2 separate regions of the Homo sapiens genome follow, and region 1 is linked to region 2. Evidence: chromatin loops called from intact Hi-C (ENCODE). Cell type or tissue: MCF 10A. All regions are shown on one strand. Each heading gives the region's core, and the rest is flanking DNA. Links, peaks and the distances in the headings are about the cores only.

Evidence for each region. Peaks named below come from ENCODE experiments on the same cell type or tissue, not always from the same donor. Only the 100,000 strongest peaks of a DNase experiment are listed, where the experiment ranks them.
Region 1: a loop joins it to region 2, with 10 times the contacts of the local background. A loop is called at or near these places in 2 of 110 quality-filtered maps.

What each region holds. Positions count from the first base shown.
Region 1 is chr6:22,228,887-22,245,081 of GRCh38, forward strand. No RefSeq gene overlaps it. Among named protein-coding and RNA genes, the nearest start is that of PRL, 60 kb to the right of the region's middle. In MCF 10A, for the core only: no CTCF peak of the experiment used is centred there; a DNase peak (open chromatin) is centred at 7,965.
Region 2 is chr6:22,105,425-22,121,619 of GRCh38, forward strand. It overlaps CASC15 (cancer susceptibility 15), which reads left to right. Exons shown (of 12, transcript NR_015410.2): 9 at 5,323-5,496. Among named protein-coding and RNA genes, the nearest start is that of NBAT1, 34 kb to the right of the region's middle. In MCF 10A, for the core only: no CTCF peak of the experiment used is centred there; DNase peaks (open chromatin) are centred at 7,247 and 7,827.

The sequences.
Region 1 (16,195 bases), core at 3,745-11,744, 120 kb after region 2:
GTTAGCGGTGGAAGAGATCTGAGTTACTGACAGCATATCCCTATGGGTCCATAGCAACTTCAGTCCTCACCTCTTCAGAAGAAAGAATTCGACAGAGGGGTATAAAGCAGAAAAAGAGGCCAAGGCAAGTTCCAGAACAGGGATGGAAGTTTATTTAAAAAGCTTTAGAACAGGAAAGAAAGGAAAGAACCCTTGGATGAGATCCAAGTGGGTGCCTGAAGGTCAAAAAGAGAAAAGAGAAGACAGAAGGGAAAAAAAAAAAAGGCCTTTAACTTTGACTCTAGGACTTCACAGGCTCGCCTCTTTCCCATGACTCTTCCCTTAGGGTGGGCTTCCTGCATGCACGGTGCTTTCCTTACCTGTTGGAACTGAGTGTGTGCAGTGCGTATCTGGAGTTATACATGAGTATAACTCAGAGTGCCCATCTGAGGCTTTTTTCCTTTTTTTCCAGTCTCATGTGTCCCCCAAAACATCATACTGTGCCATTTTGTCTCTTAACACGCATGCCCAAGAAACAGCTTCTCTCTGGGGCCTGCATTCGATTAACACTCTTAATGTTAACAGGTGTGGACCATCAGGAGCCTGTCCCTGGCTGCTGAATTATCATTTTTAGAGAGGAAATGCAATAATTGCCAAACCATCACCCGACATTTCTAGTGGGTGCCAGGGGAAGAGCCCTCTCCTGCCCCGCTCATGCCTAACTACCTGTAACAAGACCAGTAAGGATTTTTCCCTGGATTTTTTCAAACTGAATCAGAAGAGATGCCTCTTAGACTCTTGTGCCACAGAATTGCTATTGTATAGTAAGTCTGATACATCCATGGCTGTGCTGTCCACGCACAGGGTTAAAGTGCATCATCAACGGGAAAAAATTAAGCTGAAAGGCAGACGGGTAAAAACTTTGACCGCAAGGGTTTTAAAGCTATGGAGTTTGTGGGTCCAGTCATCACCAGCTAGAGGCTGCTGTCATGGGTTGTGTTTTTCAGAAGCAGACGCTGAGATGGATTTGGGCATAATGGGTATTTTTAGGGATCAATGCCCATGAATCCTATGCGGGAGGTTGGGGTCCAGGGAAACTTGCAGGAGAGAAGCCGCTCCTTTATTTTCAATCAAGGGAGGAATTCCAGCTCTTAATAGAGAGGTATGGGCTACTACTGCAGGCTCCAAAGTTGCAGAACATTCTGGGGTTCCAAATTTTGAGGTGCCTTTGTCCAGGTTCTACAGTTTCAGATGGAAAGATCTCATTTTTCCCAACCAGGTGCTGATGTTTATCTAACAGCCTGCCTTCATTTGAGTATTTTCCCTTATCAGGAGTTTGGCCACCCTTAAACCAGGCCCTGGCCCAGCTTTTTCTTCCCTCCTGTTGTAGAAAGTAGAGTCCCTGTGAGAGACCGCAGAAGCCCTCTGGCTTTCACACTTGGTTTTCATTGGCTGTCAATCACCTGCACCTTTTCATTAATTTTTTCTGGAAGAGTGGTTTTCAAAGGAAGGTCCCTGAGCCAGCAGCATCACCATCACCTTGAAGTTGTTAACCATGTAAATTCTTTGGCTCTACCTCAGACCTTCTTGATCAGAAACATTACACTGGAGCCCAGAAATCTGTGCGTTTTGCCAAATGTCCAGGTGATTTTGATGCATGCTGGAGTTTGAGATCCACGGATTTAGAATATCAATATCATTTAGCAATAGTCATTGGAATAGCATTGTCCTAGTTACAAAGTCCTAGTACCTCTCAAATGCCTGATATATCATGCCAGCTGGTGCCTTCCCTTCTACTGGTGTGCTGTCCCCAATCAGCTCTGCTGTGAGTTTTAACAATTGGAATTGTGCTAGATGTCAGAACTCCCTGTACCCAATGATTGAGTACTTTGTAAGCTAGGGCTAGTTTAAGTTAGGATTCTACCACTTGCCACTAAACAAATTCTGACTAATATACCTGAAACACCTAATGTATACCTGTGGGGAATGTATTTTTTAAACAATATTAATAATAATCATTTAGTACCATGTAATTACATAGTGCATTGCTGTTTAAAAAGTTCTTTCCTATGTTACTTTATGTGATTGTAATGAGAAAGCCATGAGAGGAAGGGCAAGGCTGATTCGACTGCAGATGGCTATGGCTTTCTATATCTTTGAATAATATTTTACTTTTCTTTTATGTCAATGTGAAATATAAGATGAACTAAGGTAAGAACATCTGGTTGTTCGTAGTAGTGGAAGATGCTCGCATTCTTTCATTGCCTTTAATTGAAACTTGCTCCTGTAACCTCAGGAGAAATGAAGAGATAAAGACCTGTCCTCTGACTTCCTCAGAGACCCTTTCTGCAGCATGTGCTGTCACTAAGATGACACAATCCATCCACAAAGCATACGAAAGTGTTCAATGACAATGTTCTCCGCATTTTCTCTGGGTGTATATGCAGTTTCCAAATGACACACTTGATCCTATCATTTTGGCAGTACTCACGTTTAATACCAATCAATGCTCGCAATTAACTGTGATTTACATCAGCTGTTAAGGTAGGTGAACACATTTTTCCATCGCACAATTTCTGTATTTTGCAGCTACATTCTTGGTCTCTAGGTCTTTGAAACTGAAATTACCAGTCTTTATTCCTGGAGATATTTTGAAGCTATTTCAACTGATTAACCAGAAAACATTTGTTTAAATGCCTAATAAAAGACTGGTATTAAGTTAGATATCATGGTAGAGACAAGAAAATATATAAAACATGGTCTAATTGTAAGGTGAGTTTCTCAGGTTGGGTTCCCTAGATTCTGAGCCTGACACACAAATTCTTGTGCAAGTGATTCACTGAGGGGGTGGTTTCAGGAGAATCCTGCAAGGGGTAAGGGAAATAAGGTGGGGCAGGGAAAGAAGCTGGGCAAAGATGTGGTTTCAGAAAACATCTAGCCTCAGATTTTTCCCATCGCAGAATACTAGAGAGTGAATCCCACAACGGAGTTTGCCCTGCACAGAGGGGACTGTATGAGTCAGTCATTGGCTATGGATTGCCTCCAGGGGTTGAGGCACAGCATCCCCAGATATCTTAGTGGAGTCGATTCCCGTCAGTCAAGGGCAATCTTCTAGAAAAGTTTGCAGGTATGAACCTGTGACAACCCACACCTGCAGCAGCTGGGCAGTGGGTGTATAAGCCTGGTAAAGGGGAATCAAATAGGGTAATAACATCACTTATATAAAAAAGTTATCTGCAATTCTAGTAATAATGATGGTGATGTTAACAGCAATTATACAGTGCCTAATATATGTTAACACTGTTTTAAGTGTTTCATAGCTATTGAATCATTTAATCCTCAAAACACCTATGAAACAGATAATATTATCCTATTTATAGGGGAGGAAACTGTAAATAGTCATGATCTTAGAAATGATGTAGGAAGCAAGATCCAGCCAAACCCAGGCCCAGTTGGAAATATAACCTAGGCAATGTGTCAATGGAAGAAAGAATAGGCTCGACCTAGTGATTATGTGGAGGATGACCTTCCAGATAGAAGTAAACATTGGGAGGTACACTGATTCTCATGAGGATATCAGTGATGAAACTTTATTATTCGTAGTTCACAAAATACTCTCATCAACAGTCTAATTAAATTTCCACAATGACCTGGTGAGAAAAGGGTTTGGATTCCCATTTTAGAGAACTAAAGACTAATTATTAGAACTTGTGATCAACTTGATGACACTCAGAAGAGGTGTCCTAGCTGGGTCTCCAGACCAGATCTTTGCTGCCCAGATGGGAACACTTTCAGTAGCTACAACTAAAAGTAGAAAAGATTAAATGTTTGAAGACTGTTAAGGATTGAATAATATTCCCTCAAAATTCATGTGTTGAAGTCCTAACCCTCAATGTGACCGTATTTGGAGATAGGGCCTTTAAAAAGATAATGAAGTTTAGATGAGGTCAGATGAGTGGGCCCTAATCCAATATGACTGGTATCGTTATAAAAAGAGGAAGAGACATTAGGGATGAGCTTGCCCAGAGCAAAGTCTCCATGAAGACACACTAAGAAAGCAGTTGTCTGCAAACTGAGAGAGCTCAGGAGAAACTGAACTGACAACTTAATCTGGACTTCCAGCCTCCAGAACTGTGAAGAAATAAATTTCTATTGTTTAAGTCACTTGGTCTGTGGTATTTTGTTATGGCAGCCCTTGCTGACTAACACAAAGACCAATGTTAAAGAGCCCTGGTGACAGAGGTAATCATCACTAAATATATTGTACACACCATTGTCCTTCAAAGTACTGGTGATCTATACAAACATTTCAGTCTAATTTACCAACTATATTAGGTTACTAGGGCCGCCGTAACAAAGTACCACCAACTGAGTGGCTCAAACAATAAAAACTAATTTTCTTTTTTTTTTTTTTTTTTTTTTGAGACGGAGTCTTGCTCTGTCGCCAGGCTGGAGTGCACTGGCATGATCTTGGCTCACTGCAAACTCTGCCTCCCAGGTTCAAGTGATTCTCCTGCCTCAGCCTCCTGAGTAGCTGGGACTACAGTGGCACACTACCACGCCCAGCTAATTTTTGTATTTTTAGTAGAGATGGGGTTTCACCATGTTGGCCAGGAGGGGCTCGATCTCCTGACCTCATGATCCACCCGCCTTGGCCACCCAAAGTGCTGGGATTACAGGTGTGAGCCACTGTGCCCAGCCAACAAAAATTAATTTTCTTACAATTCTGGAAGCTAGGAATCCCAGATCAAGGTGTCAACGGAGTTGGTTTCTCCTGAGGCCTCTCTCCTTGGCTTGCATGTGTCTGTCTGCTTCCTTTGTCTTCACATGGTCTTCCTTCCGTGTCCGTATCCTAGTCTCTCCCATATGACACTGGTTATATGGGATTAAGGCCCACCCATATGACCTCATGTTAAATTAATGACCTTCTTAAAGACCCTATCTCCAAATACAGCTACATTCTAAGCAGCTGGGGGGTAGGGCTTCAACATATGAATTTGGGAGAAAGGCACAAATTCAGCTCATAACACTGAGGATTTCTCAAAAATCCTCCAAGTACTTCCTAGATGTAACATGTCCCTTTCCTGAGAACATTAACTGTGGATGTTTCCTTCGTGTGGTAGTTTTCTTGCTTTACACCAAGTGACTTGTCAAGAACTCTATAGCTTGTTGCACACGTGGCTCAATCAAAAGGAGTTTTATAGAAACTGTATTGCTGCACAACTCTACCTAATAACACTGCTTTAGATTAAGCAGGGCTAATCAACCCAAGCATACCCTTTCTTTTTGTGAGTTTGAATTCATAACGTACAAAGAGATAGAAGTAAGCAATCCAAGGTGAAGCAGAGACTGAGATGCTGAATCATCAGGATGGTGAAGTGATAGAGCTGGGAGCCACAGATGCCCTCTGTTCTGAAATTTGCCTTTTTGCCCTCAGATCCATTCTCTATATTTCTCCAGCACTGATATCTATCACTAACTCCTGGTTATGTTAAGTTGATGGAAGGCACCGGTAGGAGATATGGCTGCAGGAAGAAGGGAAAAGCCAGTATATTTTCCCCTCTCTTCCTGTCTCAGTTGGTGTCTTTGGCAGAGGCTATATAACCTTTATGATTCCAGCTCCTGCCTGAAAGCATCTCATTTGATTGTGCAACCTCCCACCAGGCAGGCCCACCGTCGTCCTCTTTCCCCCAGGTGGCCATGCTTTGTCATTTCTTGTAACACCACCTTCTCTCTTTGTCTTTCCAGCTCTCAGGGTGACAGCAGATTATTGCTGATTTTAATGAGACCCACCATTGCCTATTGATCTTCTCACATTTTCATCTCTTGTGAAACCAATTCCTGTATTAAATTCCTTCTACTTGAAGCATCTAGAGTTTTCTTGTGTTGACCACAATGCCATACTTTGCTAAGGAGATGAATTCTAGAGTTGCTCTCTAGAAACCATCTATTCACCCTAAAAAATGATAAAGAACATTCTGCTTTCAATCTTTGGTATGTATTGCAGAGTTAGTTTTGGAGTTTCTTTCCTTTCTCATAGGCCTTACAATATTTATTTAACATTTGAGATAACCTGAATGTATCTATTCTTGCAACCTGAGCATCCAGGATAACTCAGGCAATAACTTGTAAGAGAACAACACTCTTATTTTTTTAAAAAAGATGAATGGTTTAATCAGATAGATGATCACAGAAAGGTTTAAGTTAAAAGCAGATCCTAATTGCAATCTCCTTATTATTTACATGGATGTTTATTCTACTTATCCATTTACCAGCTGGAATTCTTAGACTCGGCCCCAGTGGAAAGGGCAAACTCTGATTGGAATATGAACACATTTCATGGCTACAGTAATATTTTTTACTGTACAATGGAGATACTCAAGGTATTCATTAGTTAGCCACATTTCTATAAAAGCCTCAGAATTAACCTCACAATATTGCTACAATATTGCTACATGGAAAAAGCTTGAAAGGCAGCTTGATCTTTTGGGAGGGGACATAAGCAATCTGGAGTTAAGGCATCTATAATTTTTTTAAGTCCCATAGGGGATTCTAATATACTCCCAGTGGTGAGAAACACAAGTTTAGATTGGTAGAATAAAACAATGTCTTTCAATATTTTTTCCCAATAATTATTCTAGCTATATGGTAGGTTTTCTTGCTCTAAGTTGATGTATGATATTAAAAGCATATTTGAAAGAATAAATGATTTTGCATAGTGATATGGTTTGGCTCTGTGTCCCCACCCAAATATCATCTTGAATTTTACTACCATAATTCCCATGTGTTGTGAGAGGGACCTGGTGGGAGAAAATTGAATCATGGAGGCAGTTCCCCCATACTGTTCTCCTCATAGTGAATAAGTCTCATGAGATCTGATGGTTTGATATGGTGAAACCCGTTTTGCTTGGCTCTCATTCTCTTCTCTTGTCTGCCACCATGTGAGATGTGCCTTTCAACTTCCACCATGATTGTGAGGTCTCCCAAGGCACGTAACTGTAAGTCCAATAAACCTCTTTCTTTTGTAAATTGCCCAGTATCAGATATGTCTTTATCAGCAGCATGAAAATGGACTAATATGCATTGTTTTAAATTAAATTTGTATGAATAGCATGGCATTTGCTTGGCATAGAGTAGAAAACCACATAAAAGAATATAGCATGTTTTATGGGATATCAGCATATGGGGCATGCCAAGTTGAATTTCAGACCGGAGTTAAGTCAAGAGGAAGATGGCAGTGTAACTGTCTCAGACTGTTATATGCCAGAGACTACACTCCTGAGTTTCATAGTCAGTTGTTGCAGCACAACTGCTATGGTTTAAATGTCCCCTCCAAAACTCATGTTGGAATTTAATCCCCAATGTGGCAGTATTGAGAAGTGGAGTCCTTAAGAGATGATTGGGTCATGAGGGCAGGATTAATCCATTCATAGATTAATAAGCTAATGGATTAGTGGGTTATCATGGGAATGGGACTGGTGGCTTTGTAAGAGAGGAAGAGAAATCTGACCTAGCACACTCAGCCTCCTCATCATGTGATGCCCTGAATCAACTTGGGAATCTGCAGAGAGTCCCCACCAGCAAGAAGGCCCTCATCAAATGTAGTCCCTTAACCTTGGACTTCTCAGCCTCCATAATTTAAGAAATAAATTCCCTTTCTTTATAAATTACCTAGTTTCAAGTATTCTGTTATAAGCAACAGAAAACGGACTGAGATAACTACTTAAGAAACATCCTCATTAAATTGCATGAAGGGAGTTTGCAAGTGGTGGCTTGGAGCACTGCTAGCTGACAGGCACAGAAGTCATGCTTATTGTAACACAATTCTGCTGGGCAGGAAGGAGGACAACCCAAGCCATCTGCTGCACATCACGATGAGGGGAATGACCAAACGCTAGTTGAACAGATGAAATAACTGAGAGGCAGCCAAGCTGTCTGGTGGTACAAGACTGGTGAGTAACAAGAGCAAACAAATCTTCCTAGACATGGAATAGACAAGAAGAGGAGTGATGACTCACTGAAATAGAGGCTGTGGTTTGATTCTCCATACTTGGGAAAGATCAGGCTGTGCTAACCTGCTTTCAGATTCAGAGAGGTGCAGCAAACTTGCATGGGGTAGGGCTGAGAGTCCTGGTGAGGAGCGTACTGACATAAGGGACCTGAACACTTCCTGAAAAGTGGCACATTCCAAGGGACTGAGAGAATCCAGGATTTGGAAACATAGGGTTTTCTCTGCATTTGCCATTACCTGGTGATAATGACCCGAGGGTGGGTTTTCACATCAAGTCAGATGAGTGGTGTCTTTTGGAAAAAGAACAGCCAAGATCTGGAGGAGCTAGAGCTTCCAAAGAGGCACAAGGGGGAACGGTGCCAAGAGTGTGAGTCTGAGATTTCTCACACAGATTCTGGGGCCACCTATTTTCTTAACACCGTCTGTTTTGTTTATGTTCCTCTACTGCTTTCCACTGATGCTTCTTTCTTACAGAGGAAAAATGCAAAATCCTGTGTCAGTGTATTTTACTTAAATGATAAGTGATTCAGATGGGCTGTGTGATGTTACTCATTTCAATATTAATGGCATCAGAGTGATTCAATAGATAATATTTTCCTAACTTATCTGAAATAGTTATTTGGAATTGTTCGCACAGTTATTTTATCAAGATTTTCTATTTATGGCGTAAAACATAAGGCAAGTAAGATAAATCATTTCATATTGATGAGGAAAATAAGAAAAAGGCTCTGTAGTTTTATTTTCTTCCCTTGGACTTTAACACTTTCAATGAAAAGACCTCAAGGCATATGCTTCTTTGAGATAAAATACATTTTGCATCACTGTCTTTCCTCTCACATCATGGGTCTCTGCCTTCACCCTCTCAGATGGTGGCTCAGAGGCATGTCTTATCTCTTCCAAACATGCATCATGCCATGTTATATTTCTTAAATGAATGAAAACCTTGTTTAAACAGGGGAGCAATATAATGATCACCTCACCTGTTTAAATGACTGTATGAGTATGCTTTGGTCATCATCATTAAAAATGTGTTTACTTGGCAAGTTCTACTGCTTTATGAATTACTCTACAATAATTCTCCCATAATAGTTATTAGTCAATGAAAATGTAGTTTAGTGACTATTTCATGTATTTTAAAATTCAAGGCAACAGTTTAATAAAATGAAAAAGGAATGGGTTTTGGAGTTAGAGCTTAGTTCTGATTCTAGGTTTTCTATTTACTTCTTGTGTGACCTTGGGCAAGATATATGACCTCAGATATGAAGAACTCAGATGCCTCATTTATGAAATGAGAATAAAACCTACTTTGTTGGGTCACAATGAGAAAAAGGCACTAGGTTAAAATACCTGGCAGGGTTCTGGCACAGAGTAGACGACATAAAAATAATTTTTTGCTTCTTTTAGACTTTTCGTTTTCCTATTTTAAATCTTCTACTTCAGAATTCGCCGGAGATGTTTTATTTTATTAGATTTAAAGTTGACTTTGTTCGCATTTTGCAAGAATAAGTCAAATTTGCGTTTTCTTAAGATACAAGATACCAGACATTGAGAATGCAACCATGGAGCTGGTGAGTCAGGGCAAGTTTTGGCTCTGGTGATATTTCTCTTGCCTTTTTGATCATTTAACATCTTTCCATTTTAATTTCAAATTCTCCAAATGTTAGCAAAACTAGCACTTTCCAGTTCTTTACAAAACCGTTTAGAATTTATATTCTAGAGAGGACTAAATGGGTGGCAACATTTTGAATACTTGCAAAAACAGTTTGACAAGTTCAGTTTAAAGAAAAGGGACACGAGTAATGGGCATGCAAACAAACTTATGGGTACAAATTCAAGCTGCTTGCCTTTTTTTCCAGAATGACTGGTTTGCAGTTTTAAAAGACCCAAACAAAGAACCCTTTCTATAGAGAATAATAACTTACAATATCACTGTGGTCGGCAGGTCAGCTGGGGAAGGGGCTAGGTAACAGAGAACATGTTACTGGGCTTCGTTTTCTTCTAAGCAAGGGCATATCCCATATTTCAAGAGAATACCTATCATTTTCTAATCTAAAAAGAAACCAGCTTTAGAAACAGTGTGATGTAGTAAAAGGATATGAGCTTTGGAGCTAGATAGACTTAGGTTCAGCCCTCGGCAGAGGCCATAAGCCAGCTGGACACATTTGAGGGGCTGTTTATCCATCTGTGCCTTCGTATCTGAAAAAGGGGATGCTTCCATCCAACTCGCTGGCTGGTTGTGAGAATTCAATGAGATAATGCATGAAAAAGTGCTTTGCATATACTAGAATCTCAATAAGAGATACTGATTTTAACTAATGATATTTTTATTTCTAATGTTGAAGTTAAACCAATCTTAAGAGGCCAAGGAGGTTTGGAAACCTCACAGAGTTCTTATGAAGAAATCTTTCAGGAGCGTCTGTGAAATAATATCATGAACATATGGAGTAGATTTCTAACTTGAACACACTGTGGCCTCAGGATTAAGATGAAAATTACTGACTTTAAACCACCCTGGAAAGTTTGACAGGAGTTCAACACATTTGACCCTTTACAGACCTGAATTTGCCAATACCGAGGAGCCAGGGAGTGTTGAATGAAGAAATATGTCTGCGTCCAAGCCTTCAGAATCCATGTGATTTAAAGTTCAGGGTTGCACATACAACTGACCTATTGTGGGATTGACCATGGATGTTTCTTAATACCATGACCACTTTTTCCTCTCTCCTGCTCCATCTATATTTCTGGTGGCACTCCTTAGAGATTAAATCACTACCTCAAGCAAAGCATTTTCTTTAGTGCTACTCTTTAGCTCATTCCCAAAATTATGCTGCAGTTGGATAAGGTTCAATTGCTTCTGAGAGACCGTTGTTTGACTTTTGGATTCCATTCACATGATTTTGTCCTTCATAACTCATAGATGATCATTAATAATAAATGCTGTCAAGAGTATGTTATGTGAAAAGTAATATTAAGAGGCTGAACTTCTAAGGCAAGACCTATTAGGCTTCCCTAAAGTTGTAGGGAAACTTATTACCTCTCTGAATTATGCTTCTCAATCTTTCTCATGTGTCTTCTTGTCTTACAGTCTTAACGCAGTTGTATAATAGAATTACAATTTAGAAAATGTCAGAACTGAGGGTTCATTAGTCCAACCTCCTAACCCTACTGGTAAGAGAACTGATGAAAATATTTACTTTGAAAGAATATTTTAAAAGCGTATATATTGTCTTAAAGATAATCAGACTGTTAATATTGGTAACAATCCTATGAAAGGATACTTAAGCCAAGGCCAAATTAAAGATTGAGAAACCAAGTTGCTCATGTGTCCATTGATTGTTGAGCAATAGAGGAGAGCATGACTTAGTGAAGCACATTTTGGATTTCAACAAATTGAGGTTCAACTCTCAGTTTTATTAGTTGTGTAATCCAGTTACTTAACTTTAAAAGCCTCAGGACCTTGATTTTATAAATGATAATAAGGATGCTACCATGTAGTAATGCTGTAGGTATTGCAGAAAATATGCAAAGAAACTAAAGCAAACCTAACATGCAGTATATCCTCAATAAGTGATAATTATGAACACATAATAACCCAAAAGAAAACCCTCAAAGTACACCAAAATAGAACCTCCTTAAAGCGTAAATCTCACAGGACCTATATAACAATAACACAATGAAAAAAAGCCAAGGTATTCAGGCAACAAATAGTACAATGAGTAGAATAGTACCTCACATTTCAATACTCACATTGAAAGTAAATGGCCTAAATGCTTCACTTAAAAAATACAGAATAGATAAGAATCAACCAACCAAGTTCCTTCTGTCTTCAGGAGATTCACCTAACACATAAGGACTCACATAAACTTAATGTAAAGGGGTGGAAAAGATATTCCATTCAAATGGACACCAAAAGTGAGCAGGAGTGGCTATCCTTAATCAGACAAAACAAACTTTAAAGCAACAGCAGTTAAAAAAGACAGAGAGGGACAGTATACAATGATAAAATAACTAGTCCAACAGGAAAATGCCACAATTTTAAATTTATATGCACCTAATACCGGAGCTCTAAAATTTATAAAACAATTACTACTAGACCTAAGAAATGAGATAGACAGCAACACAATACTAGTGGGGGATTTTAATACTCCACTGAGAGCACTGGACAGGTCATTAAGACAGAAAATCAACAAAGAAACAATGGACTTAAACTATACCCTACAACAAATGGACTTTACAGATATTTACCAAACATTCTACTCAACAACTGCAGAATATACATTATATTCATCAGCACATGGAACATTCTCCAAGACAGACTGTGTGATAGGCCACAAAACAAACCTCAGTAAATTTAAGAACATCAAAATTATATCAAGTACTCTCTTAGACCACAGTGGAATAAAATTTGAAATCAACTCCAAAAGGAACCCTAAAAACCGTGCAAATACATGGAAATTAAATAACCTGCTCCTGAATAATTATTGGGTCAACAATGAAATCAAGATGGAAATTAAAAAATTCTTCGAAATGAATGATAATAGTGATACAAACTATTAAAACGTCTGGGATACAGCAAAAGCAGTGCTAAGAGGAAAGTTTCATAGCACTAAATGCTTACATCAAAAAGTCTGAAAGAGCACAAATAGACAATCTAAAGTCACACCTCACGGAAGTGGAGAAACAAGAACAATCCCAACCCAAACCCAATACATAATGAAGATCAGAGTAGAACCAAATGAAATTGAAACAAACAAAGAAACAAAATACAAAAGATAAATGAAACAAATTTGGTTCTTTGAAAAGTTAAATAAAATTGATTGGCCATTTGCAAGATTAACCAAGAAAAGAAGAGAGAAGATCCAAATAAGCTCAATTAGAAATGAAATGGGAGATATTACAACCGATACCACAAAATACAAAAGATTATTCAAGGCTGCTATGAAAACCTTTACACGCATAAGCTAGTAAATCTAGAGGAGATGGATAAATTCCTAGAAATGTACAAGCCTCCTAGATTAAACCAGGAAGACATAGAATCTCAGAACAGACCCATAACAAGCAGCAAGACTGAAATGGTTATAAAAAAAATTGCCAACAAAAAAATGTCCAGAACCAGATGGATTCACAGCTAAATTTGAACAGACATTCAAAGAAAAATTGATACCAATCCTATTGACATTACTTCAAAAGATAGAGAGAGGAAAAATTCCCTAAATCATTCTATGAAGCCAGTATCACCTTAATACCAAAACCAGGGAAGGACATAACAAAAAAAGAAAACTACAGACCAATATCCCTGATGAACATAGTTGCAAAAATCCTCAACAAAATACTAGTGAACTGAATCCAACAACATATCAAATACATAATCCACCATGATCAAGTGGGTTTCATACAAGGCATGCAGGGATAGTTTAACGTATGTAAATCAATAAATGTGATACACCACATAAACAGAATTAAAAACAAATCACATGATCATCTTAATTGATGCAGAAAAAGCATTTGACAAAATCCAGCATCCCTTTATGATTAAAACCCTAAGCAAAATTGGCATAAAAGGGACATACCTTAAGGTAGTAAAAGCCGCTTATTACAAACCCACAGCCAATGGTATACTGAATGGGGAAAAGTTGAAAGCATTGCCCCTGAGAACAGGAACAAGACAAGAATGCCCGCTTTCACCACTTCTATTCAGCATAGTATTGGAAGTCCAAGCCAGAGCGATCAGACAAGTGCATCCAAATGGGTAAAGAGGAAGTCAAACTGTTTCTGTTTGCTGATAATATGATTGTATACCTAGAAAACCCTGAAGACTCCTCCAAAAGTCTCCTAGAACTGGTAAATGAATTCAGCAAAGTTTCAGTGTACAAAATTAATGTACACATTAGCTCTGCTATACAGCAACAGCAACCAAGCAGATAATCAAATCAAGAATCCAACCCCTTTCATAATAGCTGCAAACAAACCAAAACAAAACAAAAACAACAAAAAACTTAGAAATATACCTAACAAAGAACATGAAAGACATCTACAAGGAAAACCATAAAACACTGCTGAAAGAAATCATAAATGACACAAACAAATAGAAACACATCTCATGCTCATGGATGGGTAGAATCAATATTGTGAAAATGACCATACTGCCAAAAGCAATCTACGCATTCAATGCAATTCCCATCAAAATACCACCATCATTCTTCACAGAACTAGAAAAAATCCCCTAAAATTCGTATGAAACCACAAAAGAGCCCACATAGTGAAGGTGAGACTAAGCAAAAAGAACAAATCTGGAGGTATCACATTACCTGACTTCAAACTATATTATAAGGCCATAGTCACCAAAACAGCATGGTACTGGTATAAAAATAGGCACATGGATCAATGGAACAGAATAGAGAACCAGAAATAAAGTCAGATTCTTACAGCCAACTGATCTTTGGCAAAGCAAACAAAAACATCAAGTGGGGAAAGGACACCCTATTCAAAAAATGGTGCTGAGATAATTGGCAAGCCACATGTAGAAGAATGAAACTGGATCCTCATCTCTCACTTTATACAAAAAATCAACTCAAGATGAATCAAAACTTAAATCTAAGACCTGAAACCATAAAGGTTCTTTCTAGAAGATAACATCAGAAAAACCTTTCTAGATATTGGCTTAGGCAAAGACTTCATGACCAAGAACCCAAAAGCAATGCAACAAAAACAAAGATAAACAGATGGGACTTAATTAAAGTACTCTATGGGATTTTCTCCCACTCTATGGGTTGTCTGTTTATTCTGCTGAATTGTTTTTTTTTTTTTTGCACAGAGTAAACAGACAACCCACAGAATGAGAGAAAATCTTCACAATCTCAACTTCCAACAAAAGGCTAATATCCAGAATCTACAGAAAACCTACATCAGCAAGAAAAAAAAAAACCCCACAATCCCATCAAAAAGTGGGCTAAGGACATGAATAGATAATTATTCAAAGAAGATATACAAATGACCAACAAGCAGATGGAAAAATGATCAAACTAATAATCAGGGAAATGCAAATCAAAACCACAGTGCAATACCACTTCACTCCTTCAAGAATGGCCATAATCAAAAAATCAAAAATAGTAGATGTTGGTATGGATGTGGTGAAAAGGGAACACTTTTACACTGTTGGTGGGAATGTAAACTAGTACAACCACTATGGAAAACAGCATGGAGATTCCATAAAGAACTAAAAGTAGATCTACCGTTTGATCCAGCAATCCCATTACTAGGTATCCACCCAGAGGAAAAGAAGTCATTATACGAAAAAGATATTTGCACACACATGTTTACAGCAGCACAATTTGCAATTGCAAAAATATGGAACCAGCCTAAATGCCCATTCATCAATGAGTAGATAAAGAAATGTTATATATATATGTGTCTATATGTTATATATATATGTGTGTGTGTGTATATATACACACACATACCATGGACTACTACTCAGCCATGAAAAGGAACAAAATGGTGGCATTTGCAGCAAACTGGATGCAATTGGAGACTATTATTCTAAGTGAAGTAATTCAGGAATGGAAAAACCAAACATCGTGTGTTCTCACTTGTACATTGGTACTAAGCCATGAGGATGCAAAGGCATAAAAATGATATATTGGACTTCAGGGACTCAGGAGAAAGGGTGGGGGGCAGTGAGGGATAAAAGACTATACATTGGGTGCAGTGTACACTGCTCTGGTGATAGGTGCACCAAAAATCTCAGAAATCACCTCTAAAAAACTTATTCATGTAACTAGACACCACCTATTCCCCAAAAACCTATTGAAATGAAAAACAAAAATTTTAAAAAACGAAAAAAAAAAAAAGAAAGTGAATGCCATGAACCACAAAATATAGGCTCTTTAAGAGACAGAACATAATCATTCTAAATTCCCTACTACAAGTCCAGAATTATAGACCAACCATAGAGAATGTGAATGACTAAAAGTCTTGGTTTGCTCAGTCAGTGTAACAAGATGACACTGGGTAACAATAAACAGTTCAGGGCATGGAGTGATAGAACAGAATGGTAAATATTGTGAGCTCTAGTGCAAGGGGACCTTGGCTTGCATCCAGGGGATGCCACTTACTATTTGTGTAGCCTTGAACAAATTGTTTAGTCACTCAACGCTTCAGTTTCCACCTCTGTAACTAGTGATAGTAGTGGTGATAGGAGTAGTG
Region 2 (16,195 bases), core at 2,871-10,870:
AAGCCAGTAGGATGAGAAGGTTTGTCCTCACAAGAAAGAAGAGTAAACAGAGTACAACGTAGTTGGTAATAGTTTATAAAATAGGCATAAAGAGGTTTGTTGATTTATCTGGGGTATGTTTTGTGGCAGTTTTCTGAGTGTACAAACACCCTTACTTTTTTTTAGCTTCTTGTAGTATTATTTTAAGTGATATATAATTTGCTCAATTTCAGTATATTCCTTATGTGAGCTAAGTTTTTATCCAAACTTAAATACATATGTGAATTTCACATACCTCTTGTGTAAATTTTTTTTGAGTAGGAAAAAGTTGTTTCATCTTTGCTGCTGTGTGTTGATATGCATTCTGTCAGAATACAGCTTTTTGGTAATGCTGCAATAAACTGTCACTCTAATGTAATAGATACATGTAATAGATACAATAACTCAATCATTCCATATTACTTGACATAATAAAAAAAATGGCTTGAAAAACACAGCCTAAAGAACAAGGTTGAAACTCTAGTTAGCACAGGTGTTAGGCTTTCTACTGTTGTAGTCAATACTTTCGGAGCTGATACCTTTGGAGGCAAGGACTGTGAAAACGTTCATGTCTTTATCACCATTGCCTAGAATGGTGGATGCCTGAAAATGTCAGAGGTATGGGAAAAGAGGATACATTTATTTAGGTTTATTATCAATATTTTAAAGCATATGGCTATTTTAAATGATTTAATCCCGTGTTTGACAAATAGTAGAACCTCCAGAAGCCCTGGAATTTCAACTACCTCCATGAAGTTTCAGCTGACTTTAGAGATTTAGTTTGATGGCCAATTACTGTGGGCAACCTAAAAGGCGTTGCACCTGGCAGAAGCACTGGACACATCCTTTCCTTATGCTTCTAAACCTTGAGATGATATCATCAGGTCCAGTTCCATAGTATCCATCTTATTCTCAATATTCACTCTCTCCACTGATACAAGTGTAGCACATCTGTTAATTTTTTAAAATGCATTAGTTTTTACTTCAAACATGAGATGGTTTTGTTTACACCAGTATCTCAACTATTAACACGTATTAAGGAAAAAATTAAAAGTTTACCTTTGGAAATTGAATTGACATTGGGAACTTTAGGTTAACTATCACAGTGGGTCACAGGAAAGAATCTGGCCAAATTTGTCAACCATATTTGGCCTAGTTTTCTGCATATGTTTGCCAGGTGCAACAGCCAGCTTATTGCTGGAGGGCACAAAAATCTGGAGGAAAGGCTTGGCACTTGTGCTGTTTAACCCATTGAGGGGTCTTATTTTTGCTGAGATTTTGCCTACAGAGATCTGATTATACAATAGCGTATGAATGGGAAAGTGAGGCTTCTCTTTGCCTTCCGTAAACGAGAGATTTATAGAATGCACCTGTCAAGCATTTTTGGGAACACAGTCGCAAAAAAAAAAAGAAGATTAAAAATGTTATCTGTATTGGGAAGAATACAGTTCTAGGTGTGAATGGTCAGGCAAATGGGCCAATTAACAAACATGTACTCTTTATTAGGGGGCTCTCAATTTCCCGGAAAGTTATCACTTAAAATGGGAAGCATGAATATATATATATTTTTATAAAGTTAGCCTGATATGTAAAAGAATTTCAGAATTTTTGACAAATCGTATAATTAGAGGTTATATATTTATAGCTGATTCAAATCCCAAAATGAATAGAGATGTCAAAGCCTTGAGCATATTGAACGTTTACACATGAATAAGCAAGATGGCAGAAACTGTTTTCAAGCAGACCTATTTTTTTGCCTTTGTATGTTTTTGGTGGTTCTTCAACTTGCAATTTCCATATAATATTTTTTCATGTTTACATTAGCATGTAATTAGCATACATATAATTCCATAGTGGGATATGTAAATGCTCCCCACTCCCCAAATAGGTCAAATGGCTGTGAATTTTTATTTTGTTTAATACTATACTTCTAGACTATTTGTTATTTAGACAGTAATTGTATTTTCTTTCTTTTTAATTATTAGTTTGAGTCATGTGGCAGCTTATTAAGTCCCATTTTTAAGTCAAAGACATTAATGTTTCAGGACAGGTGTTTGAGTTTCAGAATTTGGAGGAATAGAATTGAACACATTTATATTACTTTTCCCTTTCACCACACTTAGTATTTGAAGACTACAGTCACTCTTTAACTATCAAATTTTTTTCCATTATTTTCATAAAACCTTCATACAACCAGGCACCTAAATACTATCTCAAAGTCATAACTTACTTCTGGAGGTAGTCTCTCTGTAACTCTTCTCAGATCACTGGGAAATATCTGGGAAATGTTTGAGGAAAATATTTTAATGAAGTTTACCAAATTTATTTTTAATGCTCTGTGTGTGTATATACGTGTTGAGTGAAAAAGAGACACACACTATAGAGAATGTATTTCAATGATTAAAACACGCAGAGAATAAACCAGTTGAAGTATCATTTATTTGGACATCTTATCTTTCACCTAATACAGATGTATGAGGATTATGAGTAAAGTTATACATCTTTATATATATGTGTGTATATATATGTATGTATGTATATATATGTATATTTATATATGTAAGTATATGCATATATATTTATATCCAAAGACCTCTGACACAGGTGCGTGCATGTATACACACACACACACACACACACACACACACACACACACACACGCCTTTGCATTTCTTTTTCTTTTTTTTTTTGAGATGGATTCTCACTCGGTCGCCCAGTCTGGAGTGCAGTGGTGCAATCTCAGCTCACTGCAACCTCCACCTCCTGGGTTCAAGTGATTCTCTTGCCTCAGCGGACTACAGGCGCCTGCCACCATGCCTGGATAATTTTTGTATTTTTAGTAGAGAAGAGGTTTCACCACGTTCGCCAGGCTGGTCTCTAACTCCTGACCTCAAGTGATCTGCCCGCCGTGGCCTCCCAAAGTGCTGAGATTACAGGCGTGAGCCACTGTGCCCAGCCTGCATTTTGTTTCTGGTTAGCTCAGGTCAGTGAGTCATTACTGCTGGGTACAGATGTGAAGTGTAGATGATTTCTCTAACACTGCTGTGGGAACAAGTGGGGCTAACTGTGGCTGCTCCAGAGAGGTACAGTTTTTAGGGCACTGAGATTGTTGAAAAAGAAAATGACCAGTGATACATGTGTAGGTAGCTGGAGTGGGTGGCCCTCATCACTTCCATGTCACTATATACCCTGTATTTCTATCTTTCCCTTGGTAATTTGCAGATTTATTGAGACAAATATTTTCAACTAAGTAATTCTTCACATCCTAACATGTATAGTGAAATTCCTACTTGTAGAGTTACTGTGTAAACTTAGTAACCATTGGAAGCATGGAAAAAATTGATTTGGAAACCCTGAAAGCCCTATGATAATAAAAATCATACAGCACTGAACTTGCCTAGGTGTATTATAATTACATTTGTCTGCCTCCCCCCACCCCCATACTGTGCTTTCATTAAGAGCAGGGACAAATTTTAAATTTCCAGATTTTAAATTTCACAGTTTGTTATGGCAGAAGCACACAATAAAGGATAGTTGAATGAAGAAAATGATGAATGAAGTTTAATGAAACATCAAGGTCTCTCTATTTTGTTATCTTTACCAAAATCATTATTTTTTTTGCTTAGGTAAGTGGCAGGAATTTATATTTATATTTCTCTTTTTTTGTATTTACTGATACTGTCAAGGAACTATGATGTTAGTAATGAAAAGAATGCTGGAATAATAATACCAATACCTGAGTTTAAATTTTGGCGTCACCTCCTCGAGCCTTCATTTCTTCATCTGTAAAATGGGCTAATAATATCTATACCATATAAGTGTTATTTCACAGTTATCTTTCTTTATTCAGGAAACTCTTGAAAATCTCCCATAATCCTAAACTGCCTAGCTAATATAGTAAGGATACAATTTTGAAACATTTCATGATGCTTTAAAAAAATAAATCCCTGTAAATCTTGCTCTGCAGGTGCCATGCTCATGGATGGGGAATTGAGAGCCACTGTTGCTTTAGGAGTAGGGCAGGGACAGCCTAGATTCTAGAACAAATGTGCCCTGGTAGCCATCAGAGAAGTTCTTATAAAAACCAGGATTTGTTGAAAATTCTAAAGCTTACATTTAAATATTAAGAAGAAACCCTGAGGATCTGAGACAGGATCTTATGTAAAGTGAGATGCAACCACATAGGAAAGCAAGATCCTTCTGGTGGATCAAAGTGATGCTTGAGGAGAGATTGAGGATGGGGATCAAGAACAAGGTGATTAAAAACAACACAAAACACTTCGGAAGGTTGAGGAGGGATAGGCAGAGGAGGCCGTGTCTTCCTGATCCTCTGGAACCCTGGGGGAGTGCCTTTTGAGGATCTCCAAACCATCTTGGCACAGGTAGTAGAGTTGAAAAGTGGCCTGTTGAAGAAAAAGCCATTCTACTCACGTCTTTTCCAGGTACCTCATATCTTAAAATTGAGCCAGATGTTCTGGAGAGACAGATGATGAAGTGACCTAATAAGTAGGCATCAGCACACCTTGCAGGGTCCTGGTAGCTCTAAGCAAGGAAATCGGTGGCAGAGATTACAGGGTGCCCCTCTCCAAGCTGGAGTCACAGCTGAGTCTGAGCATCAGATAGAGCTGAGATGAGGAGTCTAGTCAGTCGGGGGAGATGGCCACAAGCAGGCATTGTTTGGTGCCTATGACCAGAGGACCATCCCAGACACTTCAGAAACAGTTACAGTGAAGTTAGAAGCCAACATCCACCAGCGACCAGGCAAGATTAGCTGTGCCTTACTCAGACTTCAGCAGCCCACCCAAGAAGGGCAGTGATGAGAGCAGATGTTCTTTTGCCACCACAGCGTTACATACGCTTCCTCTGAGGAGGTGCTAGCATGCCAGAAGGAGGGGGAAGAGAGAAAACAACCCGAAAGACTGAAAATCTGCCCCAAATTGACCATTTTCCAGAGAACCCGAGTGATATTAAATGAACCAGCTTAAAATGTTTGTTTTGTTTTGCATTTTTATCACCAAGGGAGAATGGAGACTTGTGAGCAACATGAAGTTAGTTATGTGACGGGAAACACCATTTTTTAAAAAATTATTTTTTGCACATCTGTATTATAATGAATACATTTCCAATCAGCCACACCAGTGTGTCTTTCTCTCTTTTTAACTTGTGGATGTATAGTGTTCCCATTTGTAATGTATGTATTTGGAGCATTTTATGGTATACAGAACGCTTTCCCATACGCCCTCTCATCTGTTCCTTACCGTAACACAATGAGGTAATGTCAATATTATTATGCTTATGTTTCAGGAAGTTGAAGATTTGTCCAGGAGCAGATAGCTGAAGAGAGAGAGAGAGAAGAGAGAACGGCTTACAGCTCAGGTCCTCTCTCCATGCTTAGGAACCACTACAAATGCTACTGCCTTGAGTCTCATTTTGTTTCCCTCTGGAAACCACATGTGTACCTTGTTTGCAACAGTATGGGTATGGATGTTTTGGTAGTTCTTACACATTTATTTTAAAATTTAAAGAAGTAGTGCCATAAAGCTTTATCAGGATGTATTTAAAATGAAAATAGTCTCTTGTTATCTAGCATGCAACTGATTCTTTCAATTTGGTTTGGTTAGTCAGAATCTTACCAGAAGTCTGTCCAGGTGATAGGTTAGTTGAGAGCATCAAGACCAACCAAAATAAAACAAAAACAATAGCCTATGGCAAACTCATTCTGATCATTTCACATCCTAGAGAAAAGTGCAGAGAAACAAAAATGAGTCAATATTTTATAAATTCAGGGTCAATATTGTATGCAATGTCAATAGTGTATGAGTTCCAAAGGTTTTGTGTCACTATTAAATTAGAAATGATCCATTTTTATTCGACGTATAGTAGATCGGGCCATATAATGGCCAATAAATAAATAAATAAATAAAACCCCCACACCAGAATACAAAGGATAGTGAGGAAACGTATTTTGTACGACAATTGCAAACCACTTATGGGCTTCAATACAAAGTAATAGAGACCATCTCTTCTCTTTGGCTTTCCATTCATTTTTAGCATTAGTGAATTTATGTCCTGTGCTCTTGACCTTGAGCCCTAAGAGGTGTATGTCTTTGCCATGCTTCTGTGGCTACATTTTAGGAGAGTGAGTGTGCATTACATGTCCGTAACCCAGATCTTAGATAGTAGAAGGGTGCTGTTATAATTTGTGGACAGAGGCTGTAATTTGGTGCTCAGGGATTACCTCCTTTGTATATGTTTGCCTACTGCATGCTACCATTTATTGTAAGCTTTTTATTCATGATCTTCATTCTAGTTGAATCTGTGGAGCTATTGGTCATGAGTAGAGAAATAGATCTATAGGGTTTTCTTGAATGGCATTTCTCATTGCTAATGTGTTCTGTGACCAGCCAGGTTTATGGATAAACCCAGTTTTTGTGTTTCTCTGAGAGGTATGCATCAAAGCAGTTTTTTCCTCTTCACTTAGGAATTTTAATTTTCCTTCAGGGTTCAGTGGGCCATTTAGTACCTCCATTATCTCATAAGTTATTCTTACTATTTAAATGACTTTTTTTTTTAGGATGTTAGCATGTTGGCCCTTTTACTTTTATTTTCAAAGTCAGACCAAACAAACCATCAGAGTGCTGTAAATTTACACCTTACATTTGTTTGGAATTCTTTTTATATTAATATTTTTAGAGTCTTCATATGCAAGCAGAAATTTTCCATCCCCTCTCCACTGATCACCATTGAGGACAGGGCATGAGATGGGCAAACCCATGCTTTTGTGTGCCTGTAATGGCTAGCCTCTTTGTTACACACTTTATATTGGTCGTTATCTGATAGAATTCCAACAAATGAAAACATGCCCAAGTTAAAGAAATTAAATCTCCTTATCCATCACCTTAGAAAAATGACAACACAGCATGTATGTAATTTAAAATGACTTGTTGGAATATTTATTGCTAGATTGGGAGAACATTTCTACTGATAAGAAGCTCCTTTGATTTATCAAAGTTTTCCATATTATTTGTTAATTAACTCCATGTCCTTAATATCCACAGCTCATTTTTCCTATGATAATGACTCCATTGTGAAACATATAAATATAATGAAAAATATCCCTACCTGTATTAAAAATTGAGAAACCTCAATTACTTCACACCCATTGTATTTTGTAGTCAGCTCAGGACTGTAGTTACATAACTTCAGTTATTATTGCTGGAGCAACAAGATAAGAGAGTCATTGAAACATTGCAAAAGAGAATGCAGTGGACCAGGGTGGTAATGTTGTCCTTGTAATAAGCCTACTCCTGCCATTGCTGTTAGATGAAGGTTTTCTTTTTCCAAGTGTTATATAATTATATGCAATTATTTTTGTCGTTTGGTTTTCCTATTATCTTTTTCCTCCTCTTTTTGACACGAAAATGATAGTAACTGGAAAATATAAACCAATAAGATTTGAGCTATTTACTATGTTAAAAGAGAATTTGCCAGGTTTCAAATTATTTCCTCATTTGGATCTAGCGTGCAGCACTTACTGATAAGAATTCTCTAACACATGTCTATTTAAAAGTATTAAAAGTATTGTGTACACATTTCAGCAAATTTTGGCAAAAGGGTGTCCTCTGATGGGGAAGTGACTGTTCCTTTCTTTTGCCATTTCCCAGTCTTAAACCCTTGTTTTTACATCAAGCTCCTTTGTTAAGGATTCAACATAAAAGTCTTTGATATTATTGAGTCCATCTCTGACTCATTATTAGCCAACACTTTGTGTCTGGCTGGCAGCTTTTCCGTAAGTGGTAAGGTCAGCCTCATACAGTATTGCACAGCCTTTCCCATTCCTTTTGCGTCAGTGAGAATCAAATGATTCAACAGTGAAAAGCAAACTCTTGGACTGGAATAGCAAGATGACCCATCTCTAAACAAAGCAAACTGACTAGGATTCTCTCATGCTTAACATGCATCTTACTGGTTCTTTATGAAGAGCTTTCTCTTGGTAAGAGTACTCTTTAATATTTGTCTTTACTACAGGTAATCAGGATCTGTAATTCATGATTTCTCTCCTCAGTTAACAAGGCTATGGAATATTTCAAAGCAACTCAGGGTCAGCATGGTATAGTGGAGAAGGCGTTGAGTCAATAGATACGTCTACCATCTGGGTGCTCATTGAGAGAGAGGCCTGTTACCTTCTCTTAGTCTATAACTTCATCTGTAAAATGGAAATAATCTTATCTGCTTCACAAGGTTGATGCAAAAGTGAATATGTATAAAATTACTTGGTAAAATGTAAAACCCTATTCATATATAAGGGACTGCTATCCTTTTAAGAAGCAGAAGTGTTTGCTATCATCATTTGAGAGAAGTTGAGAATACTGGAACCTTTTAAAAATTGCAGCATAATGTCTTGGAGTGATTTGTTAAATATTGGCTTAAACTAGTAGGATTTTCCTTTTTTCTTTTTCTTTTTTTGAGACAAGTTCTCGATCTACACATAGGCTGGAATGCAGTGGTGTTGGTGTGATAAGGGTCAGTGCAGTCTCAACCTCCTGGGCTCAAGTGATCCTCCTGCCTCAGCCTTTTGAGTAGCTGGGACCACAGGTGTGTGCCACTGTACCTGGCTAATTTTTGTAGTTTTTGTAGAGCTGTAGTCTCACCACGTTGCTCAGGCTGGTCTCAAACTCCTCGGTTCAAGTGATCCTCCTGCCTTGGCTTCTCAAGGTGTTAGGATTACAAGCGTGAGCCACCGTGCCCAGCCAACTAATAGGATTTTCAGTAGTCAAATTGTAGCATTTTCCTTAGTCTTTGGCTCTGTAAGATTATCATGTTACATTGGAAAATCTTTCTTTGACCACAAAATTTAAAATGAAACTGGATTTGAGTTAGCTAGTACTCCTTCAGTAAATTGTATGTATTTCCTCTTAAGTAATTTGCTTCTTCCAATTGTTTCATCTTTATCATTCATTCTCTTTCCTCAGTCCTTTATTCGCTGCTGAGGGGAAGCAATGAAGAATTTCCTTTGACTCTGCCCAGTTTTTTATGGACACAAACAAACCATTTTTTTTTTTAAAGAGGCAGGTATTAATTCAAAGGAAATGTAATATATTTTTTAAACCTAGTGGCGGGGGTGCCAGTTAAGGAACTTGTAAGTAAAAGTTGAACTTTGGAGCCAAAACGATTGTTGGGACTCATCATCTTCATAATGAAAGTCTTTGCAATTATAATTTCATTTGGCAAAGATGAAGTTGTACCCTTGGGAGATGCCTTGCCAAATCTTTATCCATAATTCTGAATTGATTCCAGCCAGACTTTGTTATCGGAAAACTACTTCATATCCTTTCCTTATGGTGTGTGCCCTTAACCTCAAGAATTCAGTTTGTGAACACTGAAACTGTTCACAGAAAGTGTTTGGAGAAGAGCGCCCTTTAAAAATTAGTCATTAAGGTATAATGCCATATGGGCTCAAGGGGTGGCAGAGATGCTGAGTGGCTTCTTGTTCGTTAAGACTGAAATATTTATATGAGCAGTAATAATAACAGCATATTTCAGAGTCTGTGTGGTATGAAATTGAGCAGCGATGCAATTAGATAATATTGACAGCCCCTATTGTAATTATGTAAATAGTAGTAAGTTCAGCTCTCCTTTTATCTTTCATTTCCATGTGCACATGTAAGGAGAAGGCTAGAAAATATATAAATGTTGGGCAGGAGTGCTTGGCTATTTATTTATAGGACAGAGTAGCCTGAAGCTTGTGTTCCCCTGAGTTATTTTTTTTTTCTTCGAAATTAAGCAAGTCCAGTGGGTTCCCAGAGGGGACATGCAAATGCTTAGTGTTAAAGCATCCACTTGAGGATCCTGACAACGTCATAGGTCCATTCTGAGTACTTTTCTTTTGGAGTTGTGTGTTGGGATCCTACTTGACTAATACCAATACTTTTTTTTTTTTTTTAACCTTTCAAACAGATAATTTAAAGTTGTTCTCCATAGAGATGTTTTCTATGTCTAGCTGCCTATCAATCTTTCCATCTCAATGCAGAAGTATTTGATTAGTGTATTTAAAGTAATAAAGATGCCAACAGTAGTGTCACCTTGATTGATGCTAATTATAAGTCTTTAATGGTTCCTCTGCTTCGGCCACTGTCTCTGCAGATTGTGATTTTTATGGTTAAAATAGTGCCCTGCTGTCCAAAGGCTTAATCATAAATTCTGGTCTCCCTTTCTTTAATGATTTTGCATGCAGTGGTATAATCCCAGTAACATACATTATCTTCGTTAAAAGCAAGCAGTGACTTTCATAGGGGCGATTAATGCATTTATAAGGAGCTTGAGGAATCCTCGTTGGGATCATAGCAGAGGTTACGATGATTGTGCTTCCTGGGCATTAGAATTAGCAGCAATGTTGCATAGACTGTCTGAAAATAATTGAAGATTTTGATGCAGTCCCTATTTAGCACACTAATGTTGTAAATGAGACTATAACTGCAATGGTAAAAAGGCAGGATTTGTAACCTGAAGATGCTATCAGTATGTGGCTGTCAGACCAGTGAAATGAAAAGCAAGTTAAATTATATGAGGGCTTTCCTTCTTTAGAACAGTCTTAAACAGATTTGGGGTCACTCAGTTTGAAATATCTGTTGATGAAAATATCTCTTATCCTGAAGTTTTTCAGGCTGAATTTTCACAGTGTTAATATATGTTTAGTCTTTAATCTCCTTACTCAAGTCCACAGATACAGTTTTAAATAAGAAGAAATGTGCCTAGTAATACACACATTTATGGGACTTTCAAGGTATGGATAATTTGCTTATGTAAATATATGCCCATATACACTACACATACTAATACTTCTCTGAAATGACATATCTTATTGCAGACAAGCTTGACATAAATTAAATCGATGCTTTGCTATCTTGTAAGAGCAGTTTACTTTCACATCAATTACAATGCATAGCTTCTTGCATGTAGCGGGTATTTTAAAATAGTGCTTTAATGCTCTTATTGAAAAAACCTTGATAATTAAAAAAATTGTTTTTTAAAAGCACATTAATACTGGCATACATTAATATTATTATGTACCTATTTTCTCCTATTTAATTTTACTATATTCTATGCTTACAAACTAAGCTAGATGGAACTATAATAAAATGTTAGGTGTTTATATCATATTGCTTTCCACTAGTTATTCAGTTCTAATGATAATATCATACTATAATATCCTCTGTTAGTGCTAACCACTGACATCTAGACAAAATTGTTAACTTCTAGTAAGGAGAAGATACTTTTAAAATTTTTGAACCATTTACATTTTCAAAGAAGGGAATGCTAAATTGCTTTATAGGAAGGTAGTTATTTCCCAAGTGGTTCCGGCTTATAGGGAGAAACCACAGACCTCAGAAGCCAAGCTTGAAAGAGTATTCCTCTTGAAATAGCATCTATTCCACATTTCTGGGGGTAGCTGTAGTTAATAATTCTGGATGATAAGCAAAAGTCTACCCAATATTTATTTTTTTGGTGGAAATTTGAGGAGATATGCCCAGCTGCATAGTGGTTATTAGAAAATGCCTCAATTTACAAGCCTTATATTGAGAAACTTGTGACATCTACTTTGGGTATTTACAATAATGACTTACTTGCAAAGTCTTTTATTTTGCCATAGTATAGTTTAAGGTGATTGTTTGAAATGTTAATGTTCAGATGTTCTGAGGTGCTCTTTTAGGTAATGGTTATCATCGGTGAGCCATTGGACATCTTTTCACCAGAGTGATAATACGGAAAACATGTACACAGAATGTAACCTCTCCCACAGGGAACGTTTATCTTCTAGAGCGTCACTCAGACATTCTAAACATGGGCAGACCAGAAGGCGGTGTTAGAAAGCTTGCGATGGATGAGGAGGGCTGGGATTAAATGAACTAGGATTGACTGCGGAAGAAGACTGGTATGGGAGCCTATGGGATTATTACTGGGGATCTGTATGGTAATTAATCCCATATGAAGACAATACCTACCCTCCAATCTGTTTGTCTACTCATTCCACCATTGTCGTGCTCTACTGATTATCAATAGTGTCATTAGAAAAACCAGAGAAAGACTCTTCTGTGGGTGTCAACAGTCAGCAGAGGTCTGACTAAGCATTCGAATGACATCTTGTGTGATTCTACAATGAGAGTTGCAAACTGCTTGATCAGAGGAGGTGTGAGCTGCATTGTTTAGTCTGTCTTGCTGTGTGATAATTTTCTTTTGTAGTTTTGATAAATTAACATTGGCTTATGTATTCAGCAATATTCAACAGGAATCTTTTTTTTCTAAGCCCCCGGGCTTGTGTTTAAAAATGCAGGTTAGTTCTCAGAGGCTTTCAAAGCATTTCTGCATCATGCTACTAATTAAGATAAGGTTATCATTTTAAGTTATACCAGGAATGCAATTAGAGCTTCTAGTGAGAACTGTAGCAATCAATTTTCTACAAATTATGCAGACCTGGTAAGGTAGAATACAGTTTTAATAGGACAAGTGAACATACAGTGATTTATTAGATATAATGTGAATTCAAAAGACACCTGGACACAGCATCTGTAACACATCGTGTAGCCCAAGTCACTGGGACTCTAGTTCAACAGCCCTTCAGTGGGAGAGATTTAATAATATGCCTTCCATTCTCCATTGTTCAGTGACTGTTATTTTGGATTTTGAGAGGGATTTTTGTTTTTCAGTTTGAATGGTTTTAGACATGAGAAAGGATACAAAGCGCAGATGAGTGAGGCCCCTCGTTTATCTAGACTGACCCACTGCGGAGCTGTGGGTCAGTCCTACCTGTCATTCCTTTTACTTTTGTGGGACCCACAGAGTCCAGGTGACTAGCTGACAGTGTAATTAACTAATTTTTCTACACTGTCCATCTCTGCTAAGAGTATTTGGTGTTGGATAAGAAACTTACATGCCTTATCTGCCAACTGTCGGTAATTACTTATTCATTGAATGGATACCTGTTTTCTAAGGATGTACGAGGACTGCAAGGTTGAATAGCTCCCGAGGAGGCTGTAGATCTTTTCTTCCTAGGATCACTGCAGGTCTTCTGGAGCTCTCCATTAGGTCATAAATTACAGTACTTCTGGGCTTCCTTTTCTTAAACCTCTTAAAAATATCTGGAACACCTTTTACTTCTCCCTGGTTGACTTTTATTCCATTTGACCTATCAGCTTGTTCTACATTTTTCCATGCACCTAAATTCCTCAAATTGCAGTTGTTCATTCAATGTATATCTAGAGATTTTCCGTTGTGTGCCATGCATTGTGCTAGGTATTGGACACATCGTGGTGAAAAAGGATACTTGTGCTAATATCTGTAACATATGCCTGCCTTTCCCACCTCCACCATTAAGCACGTAACATCCCTTCCCAGCACTTGTGACCTTGCCTTGTAATTTACAGAGAAGATAAATATCCTCTAGTACAATCTCCTCTATCTTCTCCTTTCTTCCATATCTGCCATTATCTGCAGCTGAAAGGTGTTTTCTTTCTGTTCCGTCTCATAGAAAGTGTCACATCTCCTCCATTAAATTGCCATGATTAAGATAAATTTTCTTTAATGTTTCTATGCATTAATTTTTCCAATAATTTCTCTTTTTGCGATAATTTTTCTTTTCTTTTCTTTTCTTTCCTGCATAATTTTTTTCTACTTTATCTCAATCTTTCTTACTCTTCTGCTATTTCCCTTTGGCCAACAAGCAGGCTCACATTTTAGCTCAACCCTATCCAGAAACAAAAAGTAAAAAATCTGTTATCTTACCTGTTACTCATTCAAACTTCCTAGTTGCTAGTTTCTTCAAAGTGTGCCTACACAAATTCTGATTTTTCTTCTTCATGTCTCTTATTACAACAGTCTGGCTTCTGGACCAGCAAATCTCTAGACCAAAACACACCAGTGGCCAAAGTTTACTTCTCACTTCACTTAGCCTCGTACTAACATTTGTTATTGCTGCGTCTTTCCTACTTCTGAAAATCGGCAGCTGTCTTCAATCTATGGTGTCATTTCTTCGTCCTCAATTTCTTAGGCTGAGTTGTCCTTTTTTTGCTAACCCTTTTGGTGACAATGTCCCTCAGGGTTTCAACTTTAGTATTCTTCTTTACTTACTCTGTGTGAGGAGGTTCTTAAAACAAGAGGCTTCAAAGGTGAACTGTGAATGCCCTAAAATCATATGCTAACATATATGGTGTGGGTACCTACATTTTTCTGAGAAAAGGGTTTGTAGCTTTCATGTGATTCTCAACAGGTGCCAAAGACCAAGCTACAGCTGAAACCTCATTCTTTGAATGGTGGCATCCTCTTCCATGGTGTCCTGCTCCAAACTCTCACCTGCGTTTGTGCTGTATTCTATCTCAGGCTGACACATTGCTGTTGACCTAAGTTCTTAAAGAATCTTCCAGTGTGTTCTGTTTCCACACTCAGTTTTATGCCAAATTCTTTCCATTATGATTCAGAAATATAATTAGTCTGTCATGGTTTTGTCTTAGTTAGATTCCCTGTCACCTATTTCTTACCATCCTGGTCCAATCTGCACAATATCTCCAGAAATATCTTTTGATGTATCCTAAAATTAAAAAGCCTGCTCCTAGGATTTTCCCTCACTTACTATTCTTCAGTACATTCTTTCCCTCCTCCTCTACAGGTCAGGTTCCAGGTGAGAAATCACTTGAATTATAAAAGTCTTCAATATAATTCTCCTTACTTATATCACTCTTCCTCAACTTATGAACACTTTGAACCCTTTGCAATTAGCCAAGAGAAAACTCCCCCTTCACCCTTTAAAGGTTTGCTTAAAAATCAACTGACAAAAGACAGATTAATAGGAGAAGAGGCATACACGTTTATTAACATGCACTGGAGTCTTAACAAAATATAAGAACTCAAAGAAATGGCCAGATGGTTGACCTTTTTTTTTTCTTTTTCTTTTTCTTTTTCTTTTTCTTTTTCTTTTTTTTTTTTTTAGATAGGGTCTCCCTCTGTTACCTCGGCTGGAGTGCAGTGGTGCTATCTTGGCTCCCTGCGGTCTTGACCTTCTGGACTCAGGTGAACCTCCTACCTCAGCCTCCTGAGTAGCTGGCACCACAGGCTCACATGACTACACCCAAATAGTTTTTAAAAAATTATTATTTGGGCCAGGAACGGTGGCTTACAGCTATAATCCCAGCACTTTGGGAGGCCGAGGTGGGCAGATCACTTGAGGTTGGGAGTTCGAGACCAGCCTGGCCAACATAGTGAAACCCCGTTACTACTAAAAATACAAAAAAGGTAGCTGGGCATGGCGGCATGTGCCTGTGGTCCCCAGGTATTTGGGAGGCTGAGGTGGGAGGATCACTTGAACCCAGAAGGCGAAGGTTCCAGTGAGCTGAGATTGCGCCACTGAACTCCAGTCTGGGCAACAGAGTGAGACTCTGACTAAATATATGTGTGTGTGTGTGTGTGTGTGTGTGTGTGTGTGTGTGTGTATATATATATATATATATATAAATAAATAATTTGTAGAGACAGGGCCTCACTAGGTTGCCCATGCTGGTCTCAAACTCCTGGGCTCAAGCAGTCTTCCTGCCTTGGTCTCCCAATGTGCTGGGATTACAGGCATGAACCACTGTGCCTGTACTGGTTGACACTGTCTTTTTTTTTTTTTTTTTTTTTTTTTTTTTTTGAGACGGAGTCTCGCTGTCACCCAGGCTGGAGTGCAGTGGCGCGATCTGGGCTCACTGCAAGCTCCACCTCCCGGGTTCACGCCATTCTCCTGCCTCAGCCTCCCCAGTAGCTGGGACTACAGGCGCCCGCCACCACGCCCAGCTAATTTTTTGTATTTTTAGTAGAGGTGGGGTTTCACCGTGTTAGCCAGGATGGTCTCGATCTCCTGTCCTCGTGATCCTCCCGCCTCGGCCTCCCAAAGTGCTGGGATTACAGGCGTGAGCCACCGCGCCCGGCCTACACTGTCTTTTCTTTTTTTTCTTTTATTTTTTTTTGAGATGGAGTCTCACACTGTTGCCCGGGCTGGAGTGCAATGGCACGATCTCGGCTCACTGCAGCCTCCACCTCCCAGGTTCAAGCAATTCTCCTGCCTCAGCCTCCTGAGTAGCTGGGATTACAGGCACCCATCACCACGTCCAGCTAATTTTTTGTATTTTTAGTAGAGACAGGGTTTTGCTAT